Regions from separate parts of the Homo sapiens genome. Here region 2 is linked to region 1. A link is an interaction called in ENCODE POLR2A ChIA-PET data of the cell type or tissue named here. Cell type or tissue: PC-9. All regions are shown on one strand. Links, peaks and the distances in the headings refer to the core of each region. The heading gives the core; the rest is flanking DNA. Region 1 overlaps ATP11B (ATPase phospholipid transporting 11B (putative)). Region 2 overlaps ATP11B (ATPase phospholipid transporting 11B (putative)).

Region 1 (12,538 bases), core at 4,709-7,208:
AAGCTGAAAAATGAAGGATGAGTAGGCTTTTCCTGGAGCCAGAGATGAGCTACCTTTAGTAAAACTTTGGCAAATGATTTGAGAATTTTTGAGTTATCTTTCGCTAAGATTACTCTAGATTTTATATCCTACAGCTTGAAAAAATCCAGTCCCAACTCACCCCTGCACTAAGCCAGGGTTCTTGGAAGACCGGACTGGTCTGATAGATGGCAAACTAACTTAAATCCTGAAGTGAAAGTTATGTAATACAAAGCAAAAAGCTGAGGTAAATTATAACTGTTTACATTGTGGGTGTTTTAAATTTTTCTCTATCACCTTAGTCTGGTCTGTTAACAGTGTCACATTATCTTGCCCTGATGGTACCTTTATATAGGTATATTTTACTGAATAGGTATAATTTATTGAAAGTTTATGTCTAGGAAATAGTAATTCACAATTAACTTTGTAGGTTTCAGTAAAAGACGTTAAATAATTCCTCCCCAGAAGCATTGGTATTTTTTTTCCCTAGGCATTTTCATGTGCCTGTATACTTTGAAACATATAGCCAGCAAAAATCACTTTCTGTCATGAATGTGATCTAAATAAAATTCTGTTCATTTATTTTAATAACCTAATACAGTTTTGACCCTGAAGCTGCTTTTTGTTTTTGTTGTTTTGAGGTCTTTTGTTTGTTTTGATGCTTTTTCTTTCTGTCATAGAGCAAATAGATCATATGTAGGAATGCTAGAAGGCGCTGTGAACTCTAAGGATGATGTTTTCTTAGTTATATTAAAGAAGTATGACTAATTAAATTATTCATAACTATAGTTTTAGTCTCTTCTTAGCTCTTTTACTTGTAATGCTTATAAAATCTTTGGGATTTTAAGATAATGCAGAGGCTAATATACTTGGCCTGAAATTGAAAATGTTGAGATTCATTCCTAAGTATTGTTTTATGCCAGAGACCTCCTGCTAAAATTGATATAGCTGTTTGCTGATTTGATTTCTCCAGGTCTCATTCAGTTTGGTTACAAGAGGAGTCCCGTTCAAATCAATCCTGTCTTGTGTATTAACAGTACTTCCCCTGTCTGCCATCATGAGACTTTTTCCCCTTTAAATATTCACCCACTTTTTTTTTTGAGTACCTATGGCTTTAACATATGCTCACAAGTCCAGTAAGAAAAAAAAAGGGATTTTGAATTTCATAATTTTTAAGAATATGATAGCTTTCAAATAGTTTAAATTTGTGTGCCTACAATACCTAAACTCTACTTTTTAGTAGACATTAACATAAAGCCAGGGTGGCTGGAATAGCATTGATCTATCTCAGGTCCTTTGCCCAGGACAAGATAAAATCAGAGAAGAAAGGAGCAGGCAAGCATTAAGGGGTTGAGGGTGTGAATGAGTAGCCTGGGATAACAAGAGAAAATGTATTATGTGCCAAAGGTTTCTGAACCTTGCCATGTAGCCTTGACCTAGTAATTAGAGAGTTCAGATTATATTTCCTTTCCAGTGTCATAGAATTGCTGATAATGCTTACTAGAAATAGTGTGAAACTATGCTTGAACTTCATACTAAACGTGTAGTTACACAAATAATTTTGTTAATAGTTTGTTTTGACTCCTGTTAAAGAAGATAAAGGTGTTACTGAAACATAAAGATTCTCTTGAGGTAGTTTTAAATATAGAATTTCAAGCTACAGAACTAATTACAAAGCAAGATTTTAAGTTAAGTACTTTTAAGCTTCTTTTCATCATGCAAAGCTCATGAAACCTATGTATACGCTTATCAGAAAAATGCACATATATGCAAATTTGCACACAATTTCAGGGATTCACAGAACTAAAGCCCATTTATGGATCCTGCTCTAAGTCACTTTCTTCATTTTTGGATAGTTTTGTTCTTTTATTTTTATTTAGATTGTGGCTAGTTTAATTTGTTGCAGCAAAGTTAATATTAAATACTAATGAACTGAAGTTATAAGTTTAATTTCCGTAAGGGACATTTGGCTGTACTTATACTATAGACACATATATTAAATTTACCTATTTTGCATATGAAAGAAAATAACACACGTACGTGCCCACAAATGCAGGCCATTGACTATAATATGATTGAATGAGATTATGTGAATTAATAAAAAGCCTCAGAATGCATAGGTAGATATTATATCATCATTGGGAATATGGAAAAGTTTGTCATCATTCTCCTTTTAAATTTGTCATCTTATTTTTAATTGGAATATAGAATTGCTCTATAGGATTTTTAAAATTCAGTTTAATTTATAATGTATTTTGGGGGGACCGTTTTTTTTTTTGTTTGTTTGTTTTTGAGACAGAGTCTTGCTGTGTTGCCAGGCTGGAGTGCAGTGGCACGATCTCAGCTCACTGCAACCTCCACCTCCCGGGTTCAAGCAGTTCCCCTGCCACAGCCTCCCAAATAGCTGGGACTACAGGTGTGTGCCACCACACCCAGCTAATTTTTTAATTTTTAGTAGAGACGGAGTTTCACCATGTTGGCCAGGACAGTCTCGATCTCCTGACCTCGTGATCTGCCTGCCTCGGCCTCCCGAAGTGCTGGGATTACAGCCATGAGCCACCGCCCCCAGCCAGGGGGAACGTTTTAATATATCCCTTTGAAATAATTATAGAACCCTCAGGAGTTCCAAAATTTTAGTATGTGGTCATTGGTTCTTATCATCCAGTAGAGATAAATGGGAAATGATGAGCATTTGCTTCATGTAAAGTATGTGCATTTATATGTTAATATAAATTCTAGTCATAACTGAGGTGTTGCTGTAGTTATCTTGCTGTTATTTTGGGTCCTTTTTTTTTTGTTTCTTAACTTTAGATGTACATAAATTCTGGTCTTGTGAGAATTTAGCAAAAAATTAAACTTTTCTTTAAGTGGTTCTCAGTCTCAGTTGTCTTGACATCTTAAAGATTTACGTACTGTTTGAGGCCCTGAAATTTACTTTCTTTTTTAAAAAAACTTTATCCCAGAAGCTATAAATCAGTGTTTAAATTAGTGTTAAAGAGAAGTAGTAACATATTAGTAATATTTTATCTGTTTTAACGGGCTCTTAAAAAGGTGTCCATCTGAATCTGTTGAGTTGAGCTGAAAGCAGAGTGATGCTGGAGAGAAAGATGGCAGAAAGCATATTAAGAGGCAGGAGCTAGTGTTTGGGGGGAGATGTTAACATGTTTGTGGAGTGGATGCTGAATAAATATGCTTCCTGCAGTCTAATGCTCCAGATACCTGTTTATAGGTAAACTTCCTGTGAACCTCTTTTGAGAAATACAGCCCTAGACTAAAGGAGTAGCCTTGAAACTATTTGTTCATTCATTTGTTCACTTATTCATCTGTTTACCAAATTGTGAAAAATTTTAAAGACACTTTATGAGGAAAATAAATATTTATGCCACCATATTTTTTCCTTAAAGAGACTGATTTTTGAAATCAGACACATAATGCTACATTCACATCTACAAAGTGTGTTCATCACTATTGCAAAATGTTGCAAAAGCAGGGTAGAAAAATCTTAGGACTTTAAATAGTCTGAACAAATAAACATGTTTGTTATGATGCATACAAATGCATTTGTACAGTCCTGTACTAGCTGTTTCTGAGATCACAGAATAAAAGTTTAAAACCAAGAATAATAACAGTTGAATACCGTACATAACACTTAATATTCCAATGGACTAAGCAAAATATCCCTCTAAGTTACATGGGATCTCACACTATCTGTGTATGTCTGTGCTTAATGGAAATGCTACAAGGATGCTAAGTGTTGAATGGTAGCCAAATTACTTACGTAGTAGGTTACTAAATTAGAGCGTTTACTAATATCTAAAAATGGATCATCATAGCTTATGAATACCCAAGTTTTATTGACCTTTTAATAACTGCTTAGTAGTACTAGTAAATAGCCCATGACCACTATGTAAAAAAAAAAAAAAAGAAAAAAAGAAAAAAACCTAAGGAATTTTGAATCGTTTTCCTGTTAGAACCAAAGAAAGAAAGTCTTTCATTTGGATATTGCTTTCAGCCCATCAGTGGGTTCCCAAGATCTGCCAAAAGAGTCTTTTTTTCTTTTTTCTAATATTTCTTTTTTTTTTTTTTTGAGACGGAGTCTCTCCCCGTGTCCCAGGCTGGAGTGCAGTGGCGCGATTTCGGCTCACTGCAAGCTCCGCCTCCCGGGTTCCCGCCATTCTCCTGCTCAGAGTAGCTGGGACTACAGGCGCCCGCCACCACGCCCGGCTAATTTTTTTTGTATTTTTTAGTAGAGACGGGGTTTCACCATGTTGGCCAGGATGGTCTCGATCTCCTGAGCTCGTGATCCGCCCGCCTCAGCCTCCCAAAGTGCTAGGATTACAGGCATAAGCCAGCGCGCCCGGCGTCTTTTTTCTAATATTTCAAAACCCTAGACAATATGCCGAATGTTAAAGTGTCTTGAAGGTTCACTTGCAACTGTGGAAGTGGAAATACAGTCCTCTAAGAATAAAGTTTCAGTGTTCTTGTTACCCGTGAAATCTTTTCTACCAGAGGTGATTACTAATATGCCTTGACAGATGGTCTTCTCAATCTGAGGTCAGGATATGAGTTCCCAAAGGCCAGGAATTACAGCATATTCATATCTCTATTTCAGTAAGTCAATTGATACTATAATGGCTCAAATAAGTGATTGTGTGGAATGAGTCTGGGCAAGACCCTACCTAATGCACTGTAAGTCATCTGGGAACAAAGCTCTTTGCAACCAAGTCAGTCTGGGGATGGAAAAAGTAAAATAAATATAAACCTTTGCCATCAGATGTGGTAGGTGCTTATTAGGCTGTAGCTACACAGGACTTCCACATCACTGAGTAGAAATCCATCCATAGAAATGAAAGGGAAGGAATGCAGTAGGGATAGAAAATTTGTCCTCAAATACTTCTATAGGTCTCCCATATGATTTTTTTTCAATATAGTAGTATTTCTGACAGAGAATGAACTGTTTTTCATTACTAAAGGCATTACCTAGTTAAGTTTCTATCTGGAGATAATGTACCTGTTTACCTGTGAAAGAAAAAAAAATAGTAAAGTTTCTATCTGGAGATAATGTACCTGTTTACCTGTGAAAGAAAAAAAATAGGTGGCATAGCTCTTCTAATTAGATGGATTGAGTCTATATGCATTTTAAGGGCAATAGTAATATATGTAATCTGACCAGCTAAATAAAGCTAACAGTAAAGTATCATAACTAACCTGGTTGACTAGTATTTCTTTTTCTCTTGCTTGATTGGTCTTAGGGTTTTGACCCACCACATCAGAGTGACACAAGAACCATCTACGTAGCCAACAGGTTTCCTCAGAATGGCCTTTACACACCTCAGAAATTTATAGATAACAGGATCATTTCATCTAAGGTAAGAATTAAAATTTTTATTGTTAGGCCAGGTGCAGTGGCTCATACCCATCATCCCAGCACTTTGGGAGGCCAAGGCGAGAGGATCGGTTAAGCCCAGGAGTTTGCGACCAGTGTGGGCAACATAATGAGACCTTGTCTCTGCAAAAAATCAAAAAATTAGCCAGGTGTGGTGGCACACCTCTACTGACAGCTACTCTGGAGGCTGGCTTCAGCCTGGGAAGTCGAGGGTGCAGTGAGCTGTGATTGTGCCACTGCACTCCAACCTGGGCAACAGAGTGAGACCATGTCTCAAAAAAAAAAATTATTATTAAAACTGTAGATATGGATCATTTTATTTTTAAAAGTGATTATATGTGTGTGTGTGTATTTATTTATATCCTTACAAATTCAAGAAAACGGTGGTCGATTTATCTTAACCAAAATGGTTAACTGTAGAATACAAGGAGTGGCTAATTGCTGATATCAGTAGCCCACATGCCAAAAAATTATCTTTAGTTGCTAGTAAACTAAGGAACTAATATTTATGCTATGTACCAGAAACTATATTAAGTACTTCTCATATCATTTAATCCTTACAACAACCCTATGAGATAGCTTTTATGAAATCTATTTTACAAAGCAGTGTTATACTGATTTTAAATCAGTTTCCTCAATTGAAGTCCTAGGAAATGGAATAATTTTCCCAAGGTTGCTCACTAGTAAATGGCTAGATTGGATTTTTGGGGTTTTTTTTGTTTGCTTGTTTTTTTGAGACAGAGTCTCGCTGTGTCACCCAGGCTGGAATGCAGTGGTGCAATCTTGGCCCATTGCAACCTCTGCCTCTCGGGTTCAAGCCATTCTCTGCCTCAGCCTCCCAAGTAGCTGGGATTACAGGTACCTGCTACCATGCCCAGCTAATTTTTGTATGATTAGTGGAGATGGGATTTCACCACCTTGGCCAGGCTGGTCTTGAACTCCAGACCTCATGATCCACCCACCTCGGCCTCCCAAAGTGCTGGGATTACAGGTATGAGCCACTGCACCCGGCCATAGATTGGAATTTAAACTCAGTTCTGTGTTGCTTTAAAGTCTGCTTCCTCCAATTTTATCACTCATTTGTACACATTTTATGGTGCCAAAGTACAGCTTCACTCTTATATATTCTTCCTTGTTTCATTTTTTCCTGTGGCATTTTTAAGTTGTCTTAGGTTATTCTGAAGCTAAAGACTGTAGAATAGTACTTTGCAGTAGACTTTTCTGTCATGATGGAATTGTCCCATATGATGGCCAATAAATTATACAAGGTTATCAAGGCCTTGAAATATGGCTAGTGCACTCAGAAACTGAAGTTTAATTTAATTTTTATTTAAATGTCAGTAGCTACATGTGACTAGTGGCTTGGACGGTACAGTTATAGAGGATATGAGTCAAAGAGACTGAGGGTAAAGTTTTCCTTATATCATAACTATTGCCTGAAAGGGCACCTTAAGAAGCATCTTTGCATTGCTCCTTCCCTCTCTTCTAAAGCAACTAACATCTTTTCTCTAATCCTAACCTCGTCTTTCCCAAGGATGTTGTCTTAGGTCAGCAGTTCTTTGCCCTGCCCCATGTTGCTGCCTTCACATTCTTTATGTGTATAACATACCCTTAGTGCCATCTCTCGTTTTGGATGATGGTTCTAAAGCAGAAAGTAGGAAGAGGAGATGTCAGAATCCAGGATAATGGATGAGCTTTAGATTAGTGACACAGTTCTTTTTTTTTTTTTTAAATTATTATTATACTTTAAGTTCTAGGGTACATGTGCACAGCGTGCAGGTTTGTTACATATGTATACATGTGCCATATTGGTGTGCTTCACCCATTAACTCGTCATTTACATTAGGTATATCTCCTAATGCTATCCCTCCCCCTGCCCCTACCCCACGAGAGGCCCCAGTGTGTGATATTCCCCATCTTGTGTCCAAGTGTTCTCATTGTTCTGTTCCCACCTATGAGTGAGAACATGCGGTGTTTGGTTTTCTGTCCTTGCAATAGTTTGCTCAGAATGATGGTTTCCAGCTTCATCCGTGTCCCTGCAAAGGACATGAACTCATCCTTTTTTATGGCTGCATAGTATTCCATGGTGTATATGTGCCACATTTTCTTAATCCAGTCTATCATTGTTGGACATTTGGATTGGTTCCAAGTCTTTACTATTGTGAATAGTTCTGCAGTAAATACACGTGTGCATGTGTCTTTATATTAGCATGATTTATAATCCTTCGGATATATACCCAGTAATGGGATGGCTGGGTCAAATGGTATTTCTAGTTCTAGATGCTTGAGGAATCACCACACTGTCTTCCACAATCGTTGAACTAGTTTACAGTCCCACCAACAGTGTAAAAGTGTTCCTATTTCTCCACATCCTCTCCAGCACCTGTTGTTTCCTGACTTTTTAATGATCGCCATTCTAACTGGTGTGAGATGATATCTCATTGTGGTTTTGATTTGCATTTCTCTGATGGCCAGTGATGATGAGCATTTTTTCATGTGTATTTTGGCTGCATAAATGTCTTCTTTGGAGAAGTGTCTGTTGATATCCTTTGCCCATGTTTTGATGGGATTGATTTTTTCTTGTAAATTTGTTTAAGTTCTTTGTAGATTCTGGATATTAGCCCTTTGTCAGATGGGTAGATTGTAAAAATTTTCTCCCATTCTGTAGGTTGCCTGTTCACTCTGATGGCAGTTTCTTTTGCTGTGCAGAAGCTCTTTAGTTGAATTAGATCCCATTTGTCAATTTTGGCTTTTGTTGCCATTGCTTTTGGTGTTTTAGACATGAAGTCCTTGCCCATGCCTGTGTCCTGAATGGGATTGCCTAGGTTTTCTTCTAGGGTTTTTATGGTTTTAGGTCTGACATTTAAGTCTTTAATCCATCTTGAATTAATTTTTGTATAAGGTGTAAGAAAGGGATCCAGTTTCAGCTTTCTACATATGGCTAGCCGGTTTTCCCAGCACCATTTATTAAATAGGGACTCCTTTCCCCATTTCTTGTTTTTGTCAGGTTTGTCAAAGATCAGATGGTTGTAGATGTGTGGTATTATTTCTGAGGGCTCTGTTCTGTTCCATTGGTCTATATATCTGTTTTGGTACCAGTACCATGCTGTTTTGGTTACTGTAGCCTTGTAGTATAGTTTGAAGTCAGGTAGCGTGATGTCTTCAGCTTTGTTCTTTTGGCTTAGGATTGTCTTGGCAATGCGGGCTCTTTTTTGGTTCCATATGAACTTTAAAGTAGTTTTTTCCAGTTCTGTGAAGAAAGTCATTGGTAGCTTGATGGGGATGGCATTAAATGTATAAATTACCTTGGGCAGTATGGCCATTTTCACGATGTTGATTCTTCCTATCCATGGCCATGGAATGTTCATCCATTTGTTTGTAGTGACACAGTTCTTAAGAAATTATGCAAGAAATAAAAGCTCTTGAAAACTTTAGGTTTTTTTTTTAACTTGGGGTATAATTTACATACAGTAAAATTTATCAGTTTTAAGTGTGCAGTTTGATGAGTTTTGACAAATCTGACCACCGCCATAATCAAGATGTGGAATATATCCATTGCTTCAAAAAAAATCTTTCATGGTCTTTTGCAGCAGGTCCCCCTCCTCCTCACCCCCCAGGCACTAGCAACCACTGATCTGCTTTCTGTAACTATAGTTTTTTCTTTTCTAGAATTTCATATAATACAACACAAGTCTTTTGTGCCTGACTTCTTTTTTCGTAACATAATGCTTTTGGGGTTCATTTTTGTTGTTGCAAGTATTAGTATCAGTAATTCATTCCTTTCTAGTGCATAGTTTAGCTGTCAGCCTGGAATTGTGTAGTTAATGTTTTGAATATAAGCCATTTTCTTTGTGTGGTTCTCTGACAATCAGTATTTTCCCTTTACATTTCCAGCTGCTTTTCCAGCCCTGAACTCTAATCTTGGTTACATGTTGTTGATGAGGCTGTAGTTTTCCCCAGCTGTTTTGCAGCCATTGTTGTGTGTGGTAGGTGGATACTGTCTCCAAGCTAAGAAGCCAAAAATTCACAATTTATACTTCTTCCATTTGCAATTTTTTGAAATTAAACTCTCTTCCCGTTTCCATCTATATTTTGGACATTTTCCAGTATTTGACATAGTTTTTAAAATGTAATCTTTATAATTCTTATCTGCTGGGAGTCCACAGGACCACCTCTTTGTCAATAGTGGAAACTGAGTGTCCTCCTAGAAAGCTTTTGGGATTAAATAAGTATCTTTAAATGACTGTCTCTGTACACAGAAGTATTTGGTTTAATGTTTTTGACCATATTTTTTAAAATGTGGATGTTTAAAGAAGTATTGCCTTTTTAAATGTTTACGGTAAATGAGGACTGTCTCATTACTACCTATTACGCCACTATTGCTTTCATAAACTCCTTCCAAAACAGATTACCTGTTATTCCACAAACTCATGTTGAACTTTCCTACCACTGTGCCTTTGCTTTGATTTCATGTTGTTAGCCACAATTTTTAAAATGTAAATTTTATGTATTTGTGGACATTGTAGATTTTATGTTTTTGTAGAAAGGTAGAATTCATATCTTTGACCATAATTTCAAGAATGTAAATATTTATACAGATACTGTCACTTTTTTCCTGAGCATAAATGAAGCCTGCTTCTCATTACTTTCATTTTACTACCTTTCACTCCCCTGTTATTCTCTTGGTCTCCTTCCAGACTGCATTGTTTTCTATCTCACAAAGCCATGATGAGCTTTTCTCCTGTCCCTTTGCTCATGCTGTCCTAGCTTCCTGAAATGTTCTCCCTTATTTGCCCTGGATTTTCAGCCTGTTGAATGTTCTTCTTTTAAAGCACATGTCAAATATGACTGTCTTGTTAAATTTTTTTCATACACTTTACCTTTGAATACAGCTATTAATGTTTTGTTCTTAATCTCCTCTACTTAATATTAAACATCTTATTTCTGTTTCTCTTATTGTGGAAGTGTCTTGCATGTTGTGGTTGTGTGGTATGTCTTTAACTGGCCATAGTAACTACATTATCTTAAATTTAAACTTTCTTTGGCCATGTGTAGTGGCACACACCTGTAATCCTAGTACTTTGGGAGGCCAAGGTGGGCGGATCACTTGAGGCCAGGAGTTTGAGAACAGCCTGGCCAACAGGGTGAAACCCCGTCTCTACTAAAAAAATACAAAAAAATTAGCCAGGTGTGGTGGCGGTTGCCTGTAGTCCCAGCTACTTGGGAGGCTGAGGCAGGAGAATGGCATGAACCCAGGAGGCGGAGCTTGTAGTGAACAGAGATCGAGCCACTGCACTCCAGCCTGGGTGACTGAGTGAGACTCTGTCTCAAAAAAAAAAAAAAAAAATACAGAAAAATTAGCCAGGTGTGGTGGTGCATGCAAGTAGTCCCAGCTACTCAGGAGTCTGAGACATGAGAATCGCTTGAACTCAGGAGGCGGAGGTTGCAGTGGGCCAAGATTGCGCCACTGCACTCCAGCCTGGGCAGACAGAGTGAGACTGTCTCAAAAAAATAAAATAAAATAACCTTCTTGCAAAATATTTAATTTTATAGCCATGTTTTAGTTTTCTTAGGAGAAAATAAGGTCAATTATAAAGTCATATATGACTATAGAGAAGTTACACTTCTAATTCATTTGTCTTAACCATTATTACATAACAAAGAGAACTTTAAAGCATAATAAATTATTTTCTTAGCAGTATTTTCATAATGTTTGATATTATGCTACTAGAGTTCTCCCTCTCTATACAATAGGACAAGCACAGAATTTAGACTCATTCACAATCTATTATGTTTGTATTTCAGAAAAACTAGAAACAATTTCTACCATTTATGTGCTAGTTTTCATAAGAAATTTTTATTTGTTCTGAGTTGTTCCTTGTATTATTGAACTAGCCAAAGAAAACACCCTGAAACCAATTACTTTACTGCCAATTTATATAGCTGTTCTCTTCAGGATTCTGGAATACAAAATATATTGTTGCTGTTACGTTTCAAATAGATTGCTGTAAACTTAGGAGACTTCCAACCTTCCTTATAAAGTATTATACATTTGGTGACTGAGATACTCTGACAACTGATTTTTAATTCCAATTAAGATCACCTGCAGGTGACTTGACACACAATTACCATCTCATGTGTATACATTGAACATTGACTTCCTTTGGCTCCAGGAAGTATCTACCTCTCTTCTTTCTAGAGCCCTAAACATACTTCCCATCCTCAGATTCTGGAACCACTGCTGCCGCCACTACTCAGGGAAAATATGTTTCACATATTCCAGATTCAAACTGAAAATATAATTTCACCAAAGAAGGAAAGTTTGTTGCTATTGGACTAGTCTTTCCATATCCCTGGGTCAGATAGGCTTTTGTGGGCTTTTCTGGGAACCTAACTCTGTTTATAAGGTTGTTCATGTGGGAAACAGTGTTTCAGGTCTCAAACAGCTAATTAAGAAGTGAACTTTTGACAATGAAAATCCAAAAATTAGAGCCATCTGACATGACACTAGGTAACGTAAAGTACCTCTTTGGAAATCTTGAATTGGTCAGTAACCATTGAGGCCTCATTGCCTGAGATCAGGATATTATCTCAGAAAAAACCCGTTGTCAACCATATTTATTTATTCATTAATCTATTCTGCAAAATATTTGATCTCTACCTATGTGCCAAGGAGTAGTATATGTGCTAGAGATAGAACAGTAAATAAAATGATATCCCTGGCCTCAGGGATCTTATATTCTTCTGGGAGGATGTACATAAAGTAAACATTCTATAAATCAATTTCCCTGTTTCATGTATGAAGTTATGTTGTGAGTTGTAACACAAATAAAATTTGCAGCATATTATTCTGCCCTTGTAATACAGCATTATAGGTTTTTGAGCTGAGTAATAATAATAAGCACTTTTATAGCAATTAGTATGAGCCAGGTTCTGTCCTAAGTGCTTCTTCAGTATGTTAGCTGATTTAATGTTTATAGGAACCCTATAAGATATGATTAATATTATCCTCATTTTATAGAGGAGCAAAGTGGGACACGGAGAGATTAAGTCCAAGGTCATTTAGTGAGTATTACAAATTAAGATTTGGGCCACCACAGTTTAACCCCAAGCATCTATGCTTTTAACCATTGT
Region 2 (12,538 bases), core at 5,961-8,460, 66 kb after region 1:
CTGCTTAATTTTAAATTTAAGGTAGTAAAACAGTTTGTTTCCTGACATAACAGTCTTGTAACAGTAAGGGCTGTGGGTAAAAGATCCATCTTTCAGTAAGAATGTGTTGTTCTATATGAGTGTAAATAATATGGCTTCAAAGTATCTTACAGAGAATATAATTATTTTCTCTTTTAGAATTACAGAGGATCATGTGATTCAGCATGGGCTGGTAGTGGATGGGACCAGCCTATCTCTTGCACTCAGGGAGCATGAAAAACTATTTATGGAAGTTTGCAGAAATTGTTCAGCTGTATTATGCTGTCGTATGGCTCCACTGCAGAAAGCAAAAGTATGTATATATGTTATAAAAAAGTCCCATAAAGCTATTTAGATATAAACATATTATTTAAAGTTAATGCCTTACATAGTTCCATTTGGTGATGTGCAATATATACATTTTGCTAGGAGTCAGTCACATCTCATGTTGTAAATTTTAATCATGTACATCAGACTTTTGGAATTCTCAGAGTGAGTTTCAACTATTCATAGTGACCCAGAAAACCTGTGATGAGTAGCAGTTTGTGATCTTGCAGAAATTAAACTGTGATAACTAATGTTTCGCAAGTTAGCTACTTAGCGAGTGAAGGAGCCTAGGAGACATCAATTATTTGCACCTTCAGATGGTTCTGTTGATCTCCGTTTATTCTTGCATTCTCATGAAGTGATAATTCTTTGTTACTTTTAGCTATAAAGTGATAAATAGAGCTTTAGTATAAAAAGTTGAAAAGCCAATTAACTTGTAAAGCTTATATATAGGAAATATTTAAATTTCAGCTACCTATGTGATTCAAGTGAAAGCCTATATAAACATTTTTTATAATTCTAAATTTGGAATTTGAGATCTTAGACTGTTTTTCACAAATATCCTTTGCAGTGCACATCTAAATACTGATTATTTCCCATATAGGTCTAATAAATTAAACGTCTAAGTTTTTGGGCTTCCTGGAATTTTGTTACAGTACTGATACTATGACAATTCATGTACCCCAGTCTATGGAGACTAAAACTGGAGACCAAACAGAGCAAATACCCAGGTTCTTTATAAAAGTACATTCAAGAATTCCAAAGAAATATTTCTTTTGAGTTCATTGAATTTAATCTTGATTGATTTTTTTAAAGTCTTAAAATTTTACTACAAGAGGAAACAATTATTTCTTTCATATCAAATGAAAAAATAATTTCTTAAGAAAAAATTTTGCCTAACAGTTCAATTAAGTAGTCATTTTTTACACAATTACTATTAAACCTTCTAAATATTTAAGCTATATTTAAAAGATTCTTGTTTCTCATCATAAAATCCAAAGATAATTCTCTGTTTTATTATAACATTTCTGAAAGACATCTCTAAAATCTTAATGGAGATACCCTCAAAAAAATGAACCTGCATATTATTGTCTAATAAAAAATTAAATATTTCTTTCATTAGTGTTCTTACTATAGTCATTTCAGATAAATGACTATATGAATGCAAGAAAATTGAACTTGCGTCATAAATAACCAATTCATTATGTCTTTCAGGTAATAAGACTAATAAAAATATCACCTGAGAAACCTATAACATTGGCTGTTGGTGATGGTGCTAATGACGTAAGCATGATACAAGAAGCCCATGTTGGCATAGGTGATTGATTCTTCCTGAAAAGTTTTTCCTGAACTTTTAAAGTTGGTGGTATTATTTGGTGGTTTTTAATTTTCTTTTTGTAGATTAAAGTACAGTATCAAATTTGTGAATGAAAATTGCAACATGGTAATAATATAGCACAGTGTGCCCCATCAGAAACTTACTATAATTAGGCCGGGCGTGGTGGCTCACGCCTGTAATCCCAGCACTTTGGGGGGTTGAGGCAGGCAGATCACGAGGTCAGAAGTTCGAGACCAACCTGACCAACGTGGTGAAACCCCGTCTCTACTAAAAATACAAAAATTAGCCAGGCGTGGTGGCACGTGCCTGTAATCCCAGCTACTCAGGAGGCTGAGGCAGGAGAATTGCTTGAACCCGGGAGGCAGAGGTTGCAGTGAGCCGAGGCTGAGGCAGGAGAATTGCTTGAACCCAGGAGGCAGAGGTTGCAGTGAGCCGAGGCTGAGGCAGGAGAATTGCTTGAACCCGGGAGACAGAGGTTGCAGTGAGCCACGATCGCGCCACTGCACTCCAGCCTGGGCGACAGCAAGACTCTGTCTCAAAAAAAAAAAAAGAAACTTCCTATAATTAAGCCCACTATTTAATATATTTTCATTCCAAATTTTAGTTTCAGATTTTAAAGGAAATAAATACCACATTAGTGAATTTTATCTTTGCCGATTATTTTTCATAATAAAAGTAGCTTTATTTTTACATGTCATTTTGTACCTTTTAAAGTACTTTCACATGTTATTTTATCCTTTTTAAATTCTAAATTTGTGATTTACATAGTTGCACTGCTGGTTCTTGTTTTAGAATCTTACCGTTACTCAGTGTATTTGTGCATCTAAAGATCCTACAGCGCATTTTAAAGATCATTATAAAGACAGGAAATTGTACTAAACTGCGATAAACACAACATCTCAAGTAGTTTTCTCATTTTAATAACCTTTATCCTTATTCTTTTCTATTTTTGCCTAAAACTTTTATTAGATTCAGACTGCTAATGTCATTTCATTATATTGAATTTATTAATCCTTTCCTTTTTAGCCATATACTCTTATTGTATAAATACAGAGCAAAATGAAAAGTGTGGGCATAGGATTTTTTATGGAAGGATAAAATTTGAGAGTTAAGCTAATTCCTGTTCTGGAATAGTCTCTATAATGTGCTGGATGGGAAGTTATCAGGTCTGATATTTTCTGTGTGCCTCTTAGATCAACTCCTTCCTCTTTCAGATAATTAATTCTTCATTTTGAAAACTTAATTCTCCTTCTAGTTTGTATACCGTTATTTTCCATAAATTTTCATAGCAATTTGATGATAACTTCCTATACCATACATTTAAGGCTATAAAAAAAATTACAGTATTTAAAACAGTTTAATTCTGTAATGATAACAGGCAGACCAGTGACTAGAATACATTCAAGCATCTGGAAATTTAGAATATAACAAAGGAGATATTTCAAATAAGTAGGAAAACAAATTATTTAGTAGAAAAAAAATGGATAAAACTGGTTAGTGATTTGAAAAAAAAAAGAGAAGTTGAGTCTCTTTCTATTATTTGTAACAAAACAAATTCAAGATGGATTAGGATTTAAGTAACTTATAAAGACCCTAAAAAGTAATAGAAGAAAATTTAATGAATAATTCTGTTATTTGCGGTATGGAAGAATCTTTTGAGGACAACACCAAAGCAAGGAACTATAGTTAATTATAGGGAAAAGATCATGCAGAGGTAAAAGCTCCCAAAACAAATTTTAAAAACAAAGGACAAACTAGTAAAGAATATTTGTAAAATAGATGACAAAGTTGTAATAATCCTGGTATACAAAGTATTAACAAATTAATGAGAATAAGAAAAACGTTCCAGTAGAAATAATATGGAAGGATGTGAGCAATCGATTGTTATGAAAGGAGAAATCTAAAAAGAATACTAAATGTATGAAAAAAATGTTTAGTCTCTCTAACATTCCAAGGAATGGAAGTTAAAATTGCCTGTCAGATTGGCATCCATTATAAACACTGATAAACCTGGAGTTGGTAAATGTATAGATTAACAAATGATCTTATACAATGTTAGTAGGAGCATAAATTGGTATACCCTGCATTATTACTCCAAACAAAATTTTAAAGTATGCCTATTGACATTGCAATTATGAATGCAGGAATTTCTTCTAGTAAAAAAAATTGAGCATGTTGATAAAGATGTACATTACAAGTATACATTTGAAGCAGTGTCCATAATCTGTTAAGCAACAAAAGCAAGTTGTAAAACAATCCTTTTTTTTTTTTTGATATAGAGCTTCACTCTTGTTTGCCAGGCTGGAGTGCAATGGCTCAATCTCGGCTCACGGCAACCTCCGTCTCCTGGGTTCAAGCGATTCTCCTACCTCAGCCTCCCAAGTAGCTGGGATTACAGGCACCCACCACCATGCCCAACTAATTTTTGTATTTTTAGTAGAGATGGGTTTTCACCATTTTGGCCAGGCTTGTCTCGAACTCCTGACCTCAGGTAATCCACCTGCCTTGGCCTCCCAAAGTGCTAGGACTACAGGCGTGAGCCACCACACCCAGCCTGAGCCACCGTGCCCAGCCTGAGCCACATTTTTATACGTGTTTTTGTATGTATGAAATACTTACACACACAGACATGAAATAAGCAGAAAGAAAATTTCTAAAAGAATGCAGACTAGGCCGGGCGCGGTGGCTCACGCCTGTAATCCCAGCACTTTGGGAGGCCGAGGCGGGCGGATCACGAGGTCAGGAGATCGAGACCATCCCGGCTAAAACGGTGAAACCCCGTCTCTACTAAAAATACAAAAAATTAGCCGGGCGTAGTGGCGGGCGCCTGTAGTCCCAGCTACTTGGGAGGCTGAGGCAGGAGAATGGCGTGAACCTGGGAGGCGGAGCTTGCAGTGAGCCGAGATCCCGCCACTGCACTCCAGCCTGGGCGACAGAGCGAGACTCCGTCTCAAAAAAAAAAAAAAAAAAAAAGAATGCAGACTAAAAACAGCAGTTTTCTCTAGGGATTATGAATACAGGTTTTTTTCATCGCTTATACATTTTGGAACACTTTCATCCTTTTATGACAAAGTTTTAGTTTTGAAAAATAATTTTTTTAAGTTGCTTCTAGATTGAAAATAAAAACTTGGCAATGACTCTTCTTCTCTTTTGAAACCTTAAGGATTATTGTAACCATTAAAAAAGTATTCATATTTATCAGAGGAAATGTTGCACTGATTTCAAATGATATTGCTTATTTTTAAAAATTTATTTATTTTAAATTCATATTTTCCTTTTAAAAAGTGCACTTTGACTTATTCATGGAAGTGTTAAGCAAACAAATGACTCATTTTGCTAAACTCAAATGACTCAATTTGAATATTTTTTATATTCAGTGAAAATAGTGAAGTTAAGTATTTTATAGCATTCTGTCCATCAGAAGTCTGTTACCCAGTACTTGTGCTTATTAGTGTAATAATTGATGTTCCTGCTAAATCCTTAACTTTCAATATTATTTTTTATATTGTATTTTATCTTTTTATATTCTAATTCTTTGGAAATTGGTGTTATGTGTCTGATAAATATCGTAGCCTTATATTAATTACATATTTAAGTAGAACAACCTTTTGGACATCTGCTATCTGCTGTATATTAGGATTTAATGTTCCTAAGTGCATGTTCAACTATTATAAATAATTAAGATATTTGCAGATTTATCATGAAAATTACAGTTATCAGTGAACATGTCTTTTGTCCCTTTTATTATAGGAATCATGGGTAAAGAAGGAAGACAGGCTGCAAGAAACAGTGACTATGCAATAGCCAGATTTAAGTTCCTCTCCAAATTGCTTTTTGTTCATGGTCATTTTTATTATATTAGAATAGCTACCCTTGTACAGTATTTTTTTTATAAGGTGAGTTTCATGTATTTAGAATCAATTATTGATATAGTAATATGAAGTTTCAATTTAAGGAATGTTATAACCTTATACATTTCTCTTTAAAATAGTTTCAATAAGTAAAAATAACAGTATTTTGTCATAAATCTATTCTATACTGACAGAAAGCAAATCAGTGGTTGCCTGGGGCCCAGGGGTTCCATGCAAATTAGAACATAGTACATTTGATATCTTTAAAGTTATTTTGTCCTGAACCAGCAATAAGTTTTAACACCAATATAATGGTTTTAAGTAGAGTTCTTAGCCTTTTTATGCCATGAATGACCTTTTAGTAGTCTAGTGAAATGTGTGAGCTCCTCAATATGGAGCTTTTATATGCATAAAATGAAATACATAGGGTTACAAAGAAACAAATTATGTTGAAATATTGTCCTATCTTTGGGTCCTTTGGTACAAGGTGGGAGTTTGCAGAACCCACATTAAGAGCCCCTGTTACCAATACATTTAATAACACCAGAGTGTACTATGTTGCATATATTTCTATAATTGATAACTACAATCCAGTGATAGAACACAAGTAGATTGCATATTGCTATAAGATGATGGCAGTTTTTTTCTAACTTATTTTTCTAGCTTTTACTTGTAATATGAGTATATTGAGATGGAAAGAAGTTTCGATAGTTTGATTTATTGTGTGTTTTAAACATTTTTGTGTTGTAAAGATATAGCCCTAAAGTTTGAGTAAATCTTACTTATTGTACTATATATGAAAAGTATTGAGTAATAGTTTGAAGGTTGTAAATTCAAAATTATAGTGTTGCTTGGCAGTGAGAGGAGTCAAGGGTTTTTTCATTCTGATGTCTGCACTGTTGCTTAGAATGTTTTTAGACATTTTTTGATAAAATGGGAATCCTGCATTCCTGTTATATATGGACAAGTCCTTATCCTTTACTTACCATACCAACTGAGATTGTTTTTGGACACTTTAACAGCCATTTTTTTTATTTTTTATTTTGTCTTTGAAACCTAAATATTTTAATTATTTTCCATTTAATCTTGTTTTTCAGAATGTGTGCTTTATCACACCCCAGTTTTTATATCAGTTCTACTGTTTGTTTTCTCAGCAAGTAAGTAAATAGAAACTTGTGTTTTGTGTTTTGTCCTTTTAGAGTAACGTATGTATGTTCAGATTTTGATAGACGTTTGAAGGGACTTTTTTCATTTTTCTTAGTCCTGCAGGGAACCAGACAGAACTTTTCTGTTTAGTATATTTAACCAGCATGACATTCAGAATATTTATTTATTCTGGTTTTCAGTTTGAGGTGAGTGTTAATACCAAAATGTAATTCTGGATGCTTTTAAAAATAGATAATAACCCTTAACAGCTTATGAGAGAATTTTGATAACTTATTTGTGATATTTCTGTAAAATCCAAATCAAGCCAGGCCAGATAACTTGGAGGTTCACCTCATTTTTATTTTTGATTCGAAATGTCTTAGGTTTGGAAGGAGCAGTAGTGATTTAGTCCAGGGATGGCATATAGGTTTTATCTCAGAAGCTACCTTTAAATAATTGATGGGGCACCTAGAGTATATTGAAAAGGTTTCTAAAGCTGCAGGCTCAGAGGGAAAATGTAATTTGTTAGCAATAGTTGTAATGGGCACAAGGTGGGTCTTTGTTTGCATGCATGTCACATATTTACCAGTCCTGATCTACTTTGTTTTAATTTCTAGAAAAGAAAAATGAAATCCACATAAATTAAGTAACTTGCCTTGCTAACTTAATGACTAAACCATAACTTTGACCTACTGCTTCTGACTAATGTGGCAGGCACCCTTTTTACATACCATACTATACATCTCAAATTGATCAAGACACTAGTTCTAATTTATTGAAAAAACAAGAGCTTAATTATCTTAACTTTTTCATGAGTTTTTCCTATTCTTAATTGCTGTTTTATCCTGTTTACAACCTGTAACTCTAAATTCCAAATATTTGCTTGGGCATTGATTACCGATAAAAGTTTGTTTACCTAAATGAACTAAAGAATATGCTAAGACAATACGACAAGGAAAACTGACCTATTTTGATTAGGTTTTCTGGAGAGTTTATAGTGTAATTTGGGAGGCAGTATTAATAACAATAAAAACAATATGTAAAGCATAGGCAAAGTGCTAAGTGATTAGTACCAACAGTGGTACCTGTGACTGTTTAGAGGAGCAAGATATCGTTAAGGACTTAAGCCATTGTGCAGAGTTTCATGGAAGAAGATAGTCTTGTTCAGTGCCTTAAAGGAAGTGTAGTGTGTAGACAGGGAGACAAAGCCATGAAAGGTAAACTGTATGTGTTGCATGTGGAAGGAGTAGTAAGATGCCTGGAATACATGGAGGAGAATTATGTAAAATTACTTCACAGTGATCAAATTGTGGAGAACCTTGAAATGTTGATCTAACTCACGATAATTCCAGAAGCACCTGATATAGCAAAATATTCCAGTTCTCACAAAGAATATCAACCTAGGAACATTATATGTTTATGTCAGTATTAAAAACAAATTAGAATTATTTAATTGGAGTTACTAAAATGGATTTCAGTATAAATTTTTAAAACTTTAATTTTGTTTTTAATATGCATAGTTGTCATATGCATAATAGTAATGCATAATTCAGAAACTCAACATTCCTACCAATTTCTCTTTCTAGACATTGTATGACAGCGTGTACCTGACTTTATACAATATTTGTTTTACTTCCCTACCTATTCTGATATATAGTCTTTTGGAACAGCATGTAGACCCTCATGTGTTACAAAATAAGCCCACCCTTTATCGGTAAGTATTTTCTGGTATTAAATGGCCTTATCAGTTTTTTTAAGTAAAAAATAAGCAGATTTATTTATGTCTTGGTGATTAATGCTTTACTAAGGAAAGTTCTTTAGTTGTCGTATGATTTACAGTTGTTGAATATCAGAGAAAAAAAGGTTTCTTTCAAAGAGAAAATTGGAATAATTTTTCCGGTGTTTTTTTAAGAATGAGCACTTTCATCCTGGGAATGCACTGGGCAGTTGTGTAATTTGCACTTACTCTCGCAAACCAGTAATATTCTATTTCGTGTGCACAAAAGAAGTTATTCATAATTGGTAGTCTCTAGAATTCCTAAAAGTTTTTTTCTACTATTAGCGAAATTTATGAGTAATAATTAGTGCAAAATCCAGAGGTGAGGACATTAATTCCCACCCCAGATTCTCTGCTTTATTCCTGCTTCCCCAGAACCAAGTAATCACAGAGATGTGATTGGGACCTGTTCCTCAGGACCAGCTATGGTATTCACCATAAGCTCTTATAGAGATAGCTATTGAAGTACCACTTATAGAGTCATCTCATTATCTAAATTTGGATTAATTTACTTCAATTCCTCAGGTTATCTAGGACAGGGCTTGACCTAAGATTGGCATAGATTGTTCTTCCCATAATAGCTATTATTAGAAGGGAAGTTAGGAGCATCAGTGCTGAACCTAACTCAGATAACCTCACTAAAAAGAGACCATTATGGCAGAGTGACTGAATGTTAACAGAAGAATATAATAACAGATAAATCAACTTTTCAAAATTAAAGTGAAGTATTATGCCTATGTCATATTTCTTTTTTTCTTTTTTGAGACAGGATCTTGCTCTGTCACCCAGGCTGGAGTGCAGTAGCAAGATCGTAGCTCACTGCAGCCTCAATCTCCCAGGTTCAAGCAATCTTCCCGTCTTAACATCTGGAGTAACTGGGATTACAGGCACACACCACCATGCCTCACTAATTTTTTAAACTTTTTATTTATTTATTTATTTATTTATTTTAGTAGAGACAAGGTTTTGCCATGTTGCCCTGGCTGGCTTCAAACTCCTAGTCTCAGGTGATCCTCCTGCATTGGCCTCCCAAAGTGTTGGGATTACAGGCATGAGCCACCATGCCCAGCCTATCATATTTCTTTTTTTTTTTTTTTTTTCCTTTTGAGAGAGAGTCTCAGTCTGTCGTTAGGCTGAGTGCAGTGGCGTGATCTTAGCTCACTGCAACCTCTGCCTCCTGGGTTAAAGTGAGTCTCCTGCCTCAGCCTCCCAAGTAGCTGAGACTACAGGCGCGTGCCAACATGCCCAGCTAATTTTTATATTTTTAGTAGAGACAGGATTTCACCATGTTGGCCAGGATGGTCTTGATCTCTTAACCTTGTGATCCGCCCACCTTGGCCTCCCAAAGTGCTGGGATTACAGGCTTAAGCCATCGCACCCAGTCTTCCTATTTCTTTATCAAATGAAGAAATATGTTTGAATGTAGTATGTGAACTATAAGCTATTAAACAGATGTATGATATTATAAGCAGTGGTTTATAAATTTGGATTTATTTATTCTTTGTGCTAATATTTTCAAGCAATTTTAAATTAAAAATCTATCTTGTTTTTTAATTATCATATTATATTAATTGTTTAGTGGGCAAATAATAAATGATCCCTAATATGTTTCTTTTTCTCTTCTTTTTAACAGAGACATTAGTAAAAACCGCCTCTTAAGTATTAAAACATTTCTTTATTGGACCATCCTGGGCTTCAGTCATGCCTTTATTTTCTTTTTTGGATCCTATTTACTAATAGGGAAAGATACATCTCTGCTTGGAAATGGCCAGGTAAAGTATATAGTTTTTTTAAAGAATGCTTGTTAATATTTTATGGGTTTTTTATAGCTTTTGTCATAAAGTAAAATTTAATTTAAATTACAGAACTTCAAGTATTAAAATGCAAATATAAAAAGGTTTAAATTTTGTGGTTAAATAATAAAGTTTCATACAAGTGAAAATTGACAGGCAATACAGTGTAATCTCGAAATGAAACTCAAGTTACTAGACAGTTTTGCTATTCAAAAATTAGCTCACACAGGGGATATGTTATTGCCCCTGCATGCTCTTCACCTTAGTATTGTGTTTTATTGATAGCTGCCATTTATCTGGTACTTACTTTTGTGCTAAGTACTTTAATATGCCCCATCTCCATTAGTCCTCCCAATAATCTTATTAGAGAGGTATTATTACTCCCATTTTTCAGATGGCAAATGAGGACTTAGTGTTTGTTTGCTTTTAATTGCATTGTTGTTTGCCTAGGAAATGCTACCACATTCTTCATTGCACACTCACAATTCTAAATAGATGTCATAACTTACTGTTTAATTTGGCCACTTTTCCGAAGCATGAAATTAGGAAAGAGTGCATTTTAAACAGTACACTGTTACACTGTGTTCTGATTGGAGTGCTCATGTTGAGAGACTCTTGGCAGAGCTAGACCTCTCTTTCGGGGCTTAACTAAATGGGTTAGGAAGGAAAGAAATGACAGCAGTGGTAGGGACTCTGGTGGACTGGAAATGGTTGTCACTCTTAGTTTCCCTTTTCCATTCCCATCACTTAAGTATTGCAAAATATGTTTGGAGATACAGACATACAAATTTGCAATTGGAAGAATATAAAGTTTTATCTGCTCAACAGATCTTTATTGAAGGCCAGCTATTCCCAAGTACTATACTAGGCTCTGGTAAGTAACTTGGTCATGGAGCTTAGAATCTTGAAAAGGATACAGAAAATGAGCAAGTAAACTAATAACAAAATACACCGGTGTAATAAAGGAAATGGGTTTCAAATGTAGAGGCCTTAACCTTGCAAAATCCCTTTACCTTATAGAGTAGGGACATAAATATAATTGCCACTTCACTTTTGAGGACATATTTAGACTGATGTGGATGAAAATATGAATCTTGTAGCATAAAGGTTACAGCACTTCCCAAATAATAACTACCTTTTGTTGAGTTTGTTTCTCTATGCCTGGTACATTACATGCATTTGCTCATTAAATCATAACTCTGTATGAGAAAAATATCATTATTAATTTTCGCATGTTAGAAAATTAACCTCAGAGAGGTTAAGAAACTTGCCTAAGTTCACACAGTAAGCAAATTACAGTAATAGAATTCAGACTCAGATCTATCTGACTTTAAAACCTACATGCCTTTAGGAGATATACCTAATGTAAATGATGAGTTAATGGGTGCAGCACACCAACATGGCACATGTATACATATGTAACAAACCTGCACGTTGTGCACATGTACCCTAGAATTTAAAGTATAATAAAAAAAACCTACATGCTTAGTCATGATTCTCAATTCTTCTGAGAAACAGCTGTTAGCCTGGTGCCCTTCTGCACAGTCTTACCATCAGTGCAAGTGCCACCAAATATATAGACATATGAGTGAGTATGCTCACTTCCACCTGAAATAGTGGGGTGAAAACCGGACAGAATTAAGAGGGGAGGAGAGTTAAGAAGAAGGAAATTTGGATCTTCATCATTGGATGAAAAGGATGTTAAAGATCTTGTATTGCTAGTCACTACTTTTTTTAATTTTTAAAAGTAATATGTGCCCATTGTGATAAGTTTGAAGTTAGTAGGAAAAAGTATAAAGAAAATAAATCACATGGTGGCCCTCTACCCAGATATTATTACTTTTATTATTTTTACATACTTGTTTCAATTCTTTTTTGCTATTTTCATTAACCTCATAATTTGTATCCCCTTATTTCTTAACATTGTAGCCTAAGTGATTTTGTATGTTATTAAAAATGCTTCAAGAACATTTTTCATGATTACGTAATACTCTATTACATTGTCATAATGTAAGTATTCCCTTAATTTGAGGATTTGTTTCTAATTTTTAGTAACTTTTTAAAATAAAATCTTGAACATTCTTTATACAGAAGATAAAACCTTGAAGGATAAATTGTTATTGGCCATTAGTATAAAAGCTTTTTTCTCTTTACTGTCTATTGAAATTAATCTGCCACTCCCTACCTCCAATACTAGGTATAGTAGCAAAGCAGCACATGTTAGAATCAGAATTGGATTCATACCCTGGCATCTGTAGTCATCGTTTGAGTGATTTGGGATGAGTTA

The links. Peaks named below come from ENCODE experiments on the same cell type or tissue, not always from the same donor. Only the 100,000 strongest peaks of a DNase experiment are listed, where the experiment ranks them.
Region 2: POLR2A ChIA-PET joins it to region 1 with 9 read pairs; 2 of 35 experiments call an interaction of 5 or more read pairs at or near these places.

The regions. Positions count from the first base shown.
Region 1 is chr3:182,814,990-182,827,527 of GRCh38, forward strand. ATP11B (ATPase phospholipid transporting 11B (putative)) reads left to right here. Exons shown (of 30, transcript NM_014616.3): 2 at 5,271-5,387. Among named protein-coding and RNA genes, the nearest start is that of ATP11B, 28 kb to the left of the region's middle. In PC-9, for the core only: no CTCF peak of the experiment used is centred there; no DNase peak of the experiment used is centred there.
Region 2 is chr3:182,879,319-182,891,856 of GRCh38, forward strand. It overlaps ATP11B (ATPase phospholipid transporting 11B (putative)), which reads left to right. Exons shown (of 30, transcript NM_014616.3): 20 at 178-331; 21 at 1,561-1,663; 22 at 5,435-5,580; 23 at 6,633-6,692; 24 at 8,268-8,395; 25 at 10,092-10,230. Among named protein-coding and RNA genes, the nearest start is that of ATP11B, 92 kb to the left of the region's middle. In PC-9, for the core only: no CTCF peak of the experiment used is centred there; a DNase peak (open chromatin) is centred at 7,363; H3K27ac peaks cover 697 bases.